Regions from separate parts of the Homo sapiens genome. Here region 2 is linked to region 1. A link is a loop called in an ENCODE intact Hi-C map of the cell type or tissue named here. Cell type or tissue: right lobe of liver. All regions are shown on one strand. Each heading gives the region's core, and the rest is flanking DNA. Links, peaks and the distances in the headings are about the cores only.

The links. Hi-C counts contacts between places; a loop is a spot of excess contacts. Peaks named below come from ENCODE experiments on the same cell type or tissue, not always from the same donor. Only the 100,000 strongest peaks of a DNase experiment are listed, where the experiment ranks them.
Region 2: a loop joins it to region 1, with 2.1 times the contacts of the local background. A loop is called at or near these places in 1 of 110 quality-filtered maps.

What each region holds. Positions count from the first base shown.
Region 1 is chr3:195,762,568-195,766,951 of GRCh38, reverse strand. It overlaps MUC4 (mucin 4, cell surface associated), which reads left to right. Exons shown (of 25, transcript NM_018406.7): 8 at 201-289; 9 at 1,503-1,682; 10 at 1,830-1,955; 11 at 2,788-2,907; 12 at 3,311-3,519; 13 at 4,007-4,097. Among named protein-coding and RNA genes, the nearest start is that of MUC20, 44 kb to the right of the region's middle. RefSeq lists an enhancer at 4,301-4,384. In right lobe of liver, for the core only: no CTCF peak of the experiment used is centred there; no DNase peak of the experiment used is centred there.
Region 2 is chr3:195,837,422-195,841,805 of GRCh38, reverse strand. All of the region lies in intron 1 of LINC01983 (long intergenic non-protein coding RNA 1983), which reads left to right. It overlaps LOC107984010 (a long non-coding RNA gene), which reads left to right. Exons shown (of 2, transcript XR_924880.3): 2 at 1,689-2,614. Among named protein-coding and RNA genes, the nearest start is that of LINC01983, 21 kb to the left of the region's middle. In right lobe of liver, for the core only: no CTCF peak of the experiment used is centred there; a DNase peak (open chromatin) is centred at 2,069.

The DNA of each region.
Region 1 (4,384 bases), core at 261-4,260:
CCTACCTCTGCCCAGCCATCTTGTCCCCTCTCCTGCTCAGTGCTGGGGCTTGACGATGGGGGCTGGCTGACCCACTGACCCACTGCCCGCCTAGCTGGTTGACCAGCTGCTGACCGGCTAGCGGGATGAATGGACGCCTTGCAACCGCGAGGCAAGAGCCTGTGCACGGCAGAGGCCTGAGAGTCTCTCCTTTCCTGCAGTGGAGATGGCTATTTCGAAAACAGCCCACTGATGTCCCAGCCAGTGTGGGAGAGGTATCGCCCTGATAGATTCCTGAATTCCAACTCAGGTAAAAGTGCCACCTTATCACACCTGAGCTGGTCTCAAGCCCTCGCGTGTCCTCCAGCCCATACACCATCGCAGTCCTAGAGGGCACCTCCCTAACATCACGGCCATCCTGAAGGGCCTCCCCCACACAGTTCAACCTCCTACAGGTCTAGGTGGGATGTGGCACCACCCAGGGAGCAGCTGGCACCTCCTGCACCCCTGGACACAGCACAGTCTCAGAGGGGGCTACATCTCCTCCCTCAGATGAACCAGCCCAAGAGGGCTCTCGGGGGGCCCAGATCCTGGAAGTGAGGACAGGGTCTTGTGGGAGGTGGGATTTGAATGGGCAGTTCAGACAATACTCCAAGTGTCCTGTCCAGAGCAGGAATGAGAACCCAGGTGAGATCCTTTAAGAAAATCTACCGGCTGGGCGCCATGGCTCACACCTGTAATCCCAGCATTTTGGGAGGCTGAGGTGGGCGGATCACTTGAGATCAGGAGTTCGAGACCAGCCTGGCCAACATGGTGAAATTCTGTCTCTACTAAAAATACAAAAATTAGCCAGACGTTGTGGTGCACACCTGTAATTCCAGCTACTCAATAGGTTGAGGCAGGAGAATTGTTTGAACCTGGGAGGTGGAGGTTGCAGCGAGCCGAGATCGCGCCACTGCACTCCAGCCTGGGTGACAGAGTGAGACTCCATCTCAAAAAGAGAGAATCCACCAAGAAGAGGCCCGGGGGTCTCACGTTCATTGTCATCATTTACTGGGCACCTGCCGTGTGCTGGACACCGTGCTAACAGCCAGAAACAAAGGAAAAAGACCAACTGTGTTTTCTCTCAAAGAGCTTTCATGCGGGTAGAAAGACAAGCGTCAAGAGGCAAACAATGGCGCCTTCTCCATGACTCAGTCCAGAGGCCCCAATGGGAAAGAAATAATAGTTTCCAAAATGTGATAGGTTGAAGGACATTTTAGCCTTAGAAACCAGCCACGTGAACTGTGAAGTGTAAATCCAGTTCTATTTGTTCTGTGGCAACCACGTTTGGTCGTCAGAAGCAGACGCTAAGTCAAGCGAGGGGCTTTGGGGGAGGAATTGTTGCCCATCTGACTTGGGTCCAAAGAGGTGAGAAGTGGCAGGAGGGGGTGCATTTGTGAGTTTTGGTTGACCCTAAAGCTGAGACAGGGCCTGCAGCCCCAGCCCTGGATAAGCCCTTTCCCCCCCATCCCCGACCTCAGGCCTCCAAGGGCTGCAGTTCTACAGGCTACACCGGGAAGAAAGGCCCAACTACCGTCTCGAGTGCCTGCAGTGGCTGAAGAGCCAGCCTCGGTGGCCCAGCTGGGGCTGGAACCAGGTCTCCTGCCCTTGTTCCTGGCAGCAGGGACGACGGGACTTACGATTCCAACCCGTCAGCATAGGTGACACCTCCTTCCCGCCCCCCACAAGCCCACCCACCACCCTCTCTGCTCACGCCCTCAGCCTCTCCCCAGAAACAGCCCCTGCTTGTTCCCACCCCGCCCCTGGCAGCCCCAGCCTGGGCCTGAGTGGGACTGGACTTGTTTCAGGTCGCTGGGGCCTCGGCAGTAGGCAGCTGTGCAGCTTCACCTCTTGGCGAGGAGGCGTGTGCTGCAGCTACGGGCCCTGGGGAGAGTTTCGTGAAGGCTGGCACGTGCAGCGTCCTTGGCAGTTGGGTGCGTGAGTCCGTGATCTCAACCCCACCTTCCCGGCCAAGTAGGGGACCCTCAGCATGAAGCCTCTCGTCCTCATTCCTTCCCAGACCCTTCCCCTCTCTGGGCCTCCACTTCCTGATCGGGTAACGTTAGGAAGCTTCCAACATCCCCACCAGCGGACATTCGGGGATGTATGAGCTGAGAGCCTCTTTCCTCATCTCTATACCTGGCTCCACATCCCCAGGCCAGAGTGGGGCCATTTCTCCAGGCAAGAAGAGAGCGCCTAGGCTGACCCCGTCCCTGTAGACCCAGATGAGCAGGATGTTTGGGGGAAGACTGAGAGTCAGCTCCCACAGAGACGCTCCAAGGGAGCTGGAGAGCGCAGGGGTGTGGGGTCACGTGGTCTGTGTCCTCCCGTTCTCTCCCCCGTCCCATGGCAGTTTCCACAGTTCCCAGACCGTCAGCCGTGCCCTCCCCACTCCCAGCACGTTGAGAGCAGCAGTACTTGGCTCTCCACCCTCAAGACAGGAAATTTGCTTAGCTCCTACCATGCGCCCTGCTGCACAGTGGCCCCAATGCCTGCAAAAGAGACAGCACCCTATTCACTGCCCAAGGTCATGAGAAGGGCCATGCTGGATTCCAAAGCCATGCTCTTGCCACCAACACCGCCCTGCCCTACCAAGCTCTCCACCAACACCGCCCTGCCCTGCCAAGCTCTCCACCAACACCGCCCTGCCCTGCCAAGCTCTCCACCAACACCGCCCTGCCCTGCCAAGCTCTCAACCAACACCACCCTGCCCTGCCAAGCTTCTCCAGGTCCTCAACCTCCCCGACTCACTGCTGTTCTCCGCAGCCCAGGAACTGGAGCCACAGAGCTGGTGCTGCCGCTGGAATGACAAGCCCTACCTCTGTGCCCTGTACCAGCAGAGGCGGCCCCACGTGGGCTGTGCTACATACAGGCCCCCACAGCCCGGTGAGCGACAGGGCCCAGGCCCAGGAAGAGCCTCTGGGGAGGGGGAGCTTCTGGGCTTCCGGGAGGTGGCATCTGGATAAGGAGTAGGGGCAGAGCTGTGGCCACAAGGGAAGATGGAGATGACGCCAGTGATGGGTGGATGGTCAGTGGAGGGGCTTTGTACCTGAGTTGGGGAAGGAGTGAGAATAGCGGGGCACGAAAATGCAAGGAGGCTTGAGGGGAGGATTCTGTGCTCTGTGAACATCTCCCCAGCTGAGTCCGCCCGGACAAGTGCCCCAGTCGACTGCAGTGAGGAACCTCACCCTGAGTCCTCCTGGACAAGTGCCGCACCTGACTGCAGTGAGGAACCTCAGCCCTACACATGATTTGTCATGCTGAGGCAGCATCTCTTTTTTCCTTCCAGCCTGGATGTTCGGGGACCCCCACATCACCACCTTGGATGGTGTCAGTTACACCTTCAATGGGCTGGGGGACTTCCTGCTGGTCGGGGCCCAAGACGGGAACTCCTCCTTCCTGCTTCAGGGCCGCACCGCCCAGACTGGCTCAGCCCAGGCCACCAACTTCATCGCCTTTGCGGCTCAGTACCGCTCCAGCAGCCTGGGCCCCGTCACGGTGAGTGAGGGGTGCCGGGAACCTCCCTGCATTCCACCCACAGGGACCTTCAGCCACATACTGAGGCCGAGGAGAAGGAAGAGAGCGAAGGAGGGGAAGCCGGGCAGGAGGGAGGGAGGACACAGCCCATCCACGCAGCTGTCCCGGAGTAAATCCTGGGGATGGTGGATTAGGGCTCTGGCCCCACGGTTTCCCAGCTGCTTGGCTTCGAAGAAACTACTTAATTTGGTTTTCTCCTAGTAAGAATGGGGATGACATTACCTGCCTCACGGGCTGTTGTAAGAGCTAAAGGGCATAATCCGAAAACCATGCCTGGCCCTGCCGAGCACACGGTAGACGGCGGCTGGCATCACCTCAGGCCGCGGCCTCCAGCGCCTTCCTCCCGGCCCAGGGCGCAGCTTCCAGCCCCAGGGGCTCTCCCAGCTGCTTTCCTGGGCGTCGGCTCCACCTGCGGGTCGGGCTCAGGCCCCCTCCCATCTCCTTCCAGGTCCAATGGCTCCTTGAGCCTCACGACGCAATCCGTGTCCTGCTGGATAACCAGACTGTGACATTTCAGCCTGACCATGAAGACGGCGGAGGTAGGTTGGGGAGCGCCGGCCGCCCCCTCCCCGCACCGGGAGCAGCGAGGTGGGCGGGAAGCCGCGTTGCGGTGCAGGGCCGGGCGCGTGGCGGTGCAGGGCCGGGTGCGTTGTGGTGCAGGGCCGGGCGCGTGGCGGTGCCGCGCCGAGTGCTTTGCGGTGCAGGGCCGGGTGCGTTGTGGTGCAGGGCCCGGTGCGTGGCGGTGCAGGGCCCGGTGCGTGGCGGTGCAGGGCCGGGTGCGTGGCGGTGCAGGGCCGGGTGCGTGGCGGTGCAGGGCCCGGTGCGT
Region 2 (4,384 bases), core at 140-4,139, 75 kb before region 1:
GTGTTAAGAGCCACCAAGGATTTCTACACATTGATGCAGTAATACTACTTCTGGGAATCTATCCTAAGGAAATACTAAAAGAGAGGGAAAAGCTGTAGGCATAGTTTCCATGGCAAATATTTAGAGTAGTGAAACCAGCAAACCAAGCAAAAACAATCTATCTAAATATTCAACAATAAGGGAAAAGTTGGCTGGGTGCGGTGGCCCACACCTGTAATCCTAGCACTTTGAGAGGCTGAGGCGGGCGGATCACCTGAGGTTGGGAGTTCGAGACCAGCCTGACCAACATGGAGAAACCCCCGTCTCTACCAAAAAAAGTACAAAATTAGCTGGGCGTGATGGCGCATGCCTGTAATCCCAGCTACTCTGGAGGCTGAGGCAGGAGAATCGCTTGAACCCAGGAGCTGGAGGTTGCAGTGAGCCGAGATTGCGCCATTGCATTCCAGCCTGGGCAACAAGAGCTGTCTAAAAAATAATAATAATAAGGGAAAAGTTTGTTAAATTATGGTATAACTACTTGATGAAGCTCTTCCCTTAAAATTATAGATACATAGTAATATTAAACATGCTTAATATAGTAAGTAAAACAACAGACTAAAAAGTTGTATCTACAGTGTGGTTTCAGCTATATTAAAATATATATGTAGATGAGAAAATTAGGAGCAAAAAATTATTAAGTTTAACTATGGAGAAGGAGGGTTATATGTGATTTTCTAATATATGTGATTTTATTTTATTATTTCTTTCTTTCTTTCTTTTTCTTTTTCTTTTTTTTTTTTTTTTTTTTGAGATGAAGTCTCGCTCTTGTCCCCCAGGCTGGAGTGCGATGGCTCAATCTCGGCTCACTGCAACCTCTGCCTCCCAGGTTCAAGCGATTCTCCTGCCTCGGCCTCCTGAGTAGCTGGGATTACAGGCGCCTGACACCACGCCTGGCTAATTTTTGTATTTTTAGTACAGATGGGGTTTCACCATGTTGGCCAGGCTGGTCTCGAACTCCTGACCTCAGGGGATCCGCCCACCTTGGCCTCCCAAAGTGCTGGGATTACAGGCTTGAGCCACCGTGCCCGGCCTATTTTTTTTTGAGATGGAGTCTTGCTCTGTCACCCAGGCTGAAGTGCAGTGGTGTGATCTTGGTTCACTGCAACCTCCGCCTCCCAGGTTCAAGCAATTCTTCTGCCTCAGCCTCTGGAGTAGCTAGGATTACAGGCACGTGCCACCATGTCCAGCTAATTTTTGTATTTTTTGGCAGAGACGGGGTTTCGCCATGTTGGCCAGGCTGGTCTTGAACTCCTGACCTCAAGTGATCCACCCACCTCAGCCTCCCAAAGTGCTGGAATTATGGGCGTGAGCCACTGCACCTAGCCCTAATATATGTAATTTAATTATAAATTAAATATAAATTTAATTATAAATTAAGTGTATATATAAATATATACATTTAATTATAAATTAAATATATAAAAATATATACATTTAATTATAAATTAAATATATACATTTAATTATAAATTAAATATATAAAAATATATACATTTAATTATAAATTAAATATATAAAAATATATACATTTAATTATAAATTAAATATATAAAAATATATACATTTAATTATAAATTAAATATAATTAATATATGTGATTTTCTAATGTCAGATTTTAAAAAACATTTGTATATTGCTTTTTTTTAAAGTAAGAATGGGAAGAATGGAGAAAGCGCGTGCATGTGTCTCCCAGCTGCAGGTATTTTGGACATTTCCACCCCTGCCTCATGCCGGCAGTCCTGCACTCAGCCTCAGTCCTGCAATCCTGCATACAGTGTGTGGGCTCTGGGCCCCAGCTCCTCCCCAGGAGGAGGGGAGCAGACAGGGGAAGCAGCTCCTGACAGGGAGGGCAGATGAGGGCAGGGGAGAGGACAGTGTGTCCTGGCCCTTTCGTCCACCACTGGGCTCCTCCTCCACCTATTCCGGTCCTACCAGCCTTCAATATCCACTCGCATCTGAAGATCTGATTGATTGGCCAGCGTCACTCCTGCTCATGCCCTCCAGATGGGAACCCGACAAGGCAGGGAGCCAGGGTCAGGCCCAGAAACCTTCCTGGAACTTCAGCGTCCAGCCAACCAACTGCAGTGATGAACTAACAGTCCACCCAGGGCTGGCCGGGGCCGCTTGGAGGACCAGATCTCTCCCGCTGAAGGGCGAGGGGAGGAGGGAGACAGCTGGATGTTTGCTTCATCTCCGTCTGCCAGAGACCCCTTTCCTTTCTTGGCCTGCCTAATTTCTACCATCTTGAAAAACTCCGCGGAGGGGCCACCTGCTGCGTGACGCCTTCCTCAATACCTGCCTCCCTCCAGGGCCGGCTCCCGCTGGGGACACCGGCACGACAGAGACAGGCTGCAGCTTAGCAAACATGAGCTGATGGAAAAGAAAATTACTTGTTTGTGACTTCCTTGGTCTCACTTCTCCCTGAGCCCCAAATCCTCTGCACCACCCATGCTGTCTTTCAAAGAACAGCTCCTCTTTTTCTGCATCTGTTGAAATCAAGAAACAGAAATAAAGAACAGCTTCCTCGGCCCACTTAGGGAGCATGGGGAGGGGAGCAGTGTGCTGCTGCGTGAAATACTCGTTTGTTGTTTGAAGCCACTCAGTTTTGGAGTCATTTGTTAGGCAGCAGCAGATGACTGACAGACCCTCCTCCTTTCATGGGTGTTCTCTCAATACATCTTTTCATTCACTTCTAATCCTGTCATGCCTTCAGCTTTTCAGACTGAAAAAACACAGGTGTAAACATAATAGTCAAAACAACCAGCTCTTACTGAACACCCACCTGTGGGACACACCTTCTAATCACGTACAGTTTGAGTTAATCCTGCAGCCACCCTGTGAGAGACTCCTGTGGTTCCCATTTTACAGACGGGGAAACACACACAGATGTTAACTCATTTGAATGTGGAGAGAGAAGTTAGAACGGCAGAAACAGCTGTGGTCACTGCAGGGGTTCTTGTTTCGGCTCTGCTGTGTGGCTCTGGACAAGCCATTTCACGCCTCCAGACCTCAGTTTATTTTTATTTATTTATTATTTTTATTTTTACTTATTATTTTTTGAGACAGAGTCTTACTCTGTCACCCAGGCTGGAGGGCAGTGGTGATCTCGTCTCACTGCAACCTCCGTCTCCTGGATTCAAGTGATTCTCTTGCCTCAGCCTCCCGAGTAGCTGGGATTACAGGCATGTGCCACCACACCCAGCTAATTTTTGTATTTTTAGTAGAGACGAGGTTTCACCATGTTGGCCAGGCTGGTCTCAAACTCCTGACCTCAGGCGGTCTGCCCGCTTCAGCCTCCCAAAGTGCTGGGATTACAGGTGTGAGCCACTGTGCCTGGCCCAGACCTGAGTTTCTTCATGTTTCTAAAGCAGTATACATAACTACACACTACATCACTGGACCCTGAGGTCCCTTTTATGATGGTAACAAGGATAACAATAAGGTATCACTAGGATTCCGAGAGTTAGACTCGTAAAACCAACATAGACCAATGGACCAGATCACACACAGATCCATATGTACGTGTGTGTGTGTGTGTGTGTGTGTATACAAACATACAACACAAATGCCAACTGGAGTCATTCTTTCCATGGGGCCTAGACATAAGAATGGATCAAGCCCGTTCCGCCTCCCTCGTCAAGTACAAGGTTCTCCCAAGACCCCAAGAATCCTTCGGTGGGGGTGACGCTCTTGTGCCACCTCCGGCTCCCAAGTCCCGAGACCCCGAGAATCTTTTGATGCGGGTGACGCTCTCGTGCCGCCTCCGGCTCCCAAGTCCCGAGACCCCGAGAATCTTTTGATGCGGGTGACGCTCTCGTGCCGCCTCCGGCTCCCAAGTCCCGAGACCCCGAGAATCCTTTGGTGCGGGTGACGCTCTCGTGCCGCCTCCGGCTCCCATGTCCTGCCTGTGGCTTCTTGGGCTGCACATCCCACAAGGCATTTCTGCTTCGTCCTCTGTCCCTGCGTCAATCCCAGTGTGAGATGTGGCGTTTCTCTTTGATTTCTGCCCCCATGCCCCATCTCCGTGAGGCACCCGCCTGCTGGAGAGCTCTGACTGTGATCTCCAGGCCACTGGCCATGCTGCATGGCCAGCTGCTGCCTGTCGCCAAGAGGCAGGCAGTCTCTCCCCCAACCCGCAACCCTGCTGCCCCCCAACGGAGCCTCCCCCTCCTGCTACTGCATGGATTACCGGATAAAATACAGGATCTTCAGCCACATTGAATTTCACATAAATGACAAATCTTCTTTAGTATAAGGGTTCCCAAATCTTGTATGTGATTATAATACTTAAAAAAATCATCTACTGTTTATATGAAAGTAACATTTAACTGGATATTCTCTATTT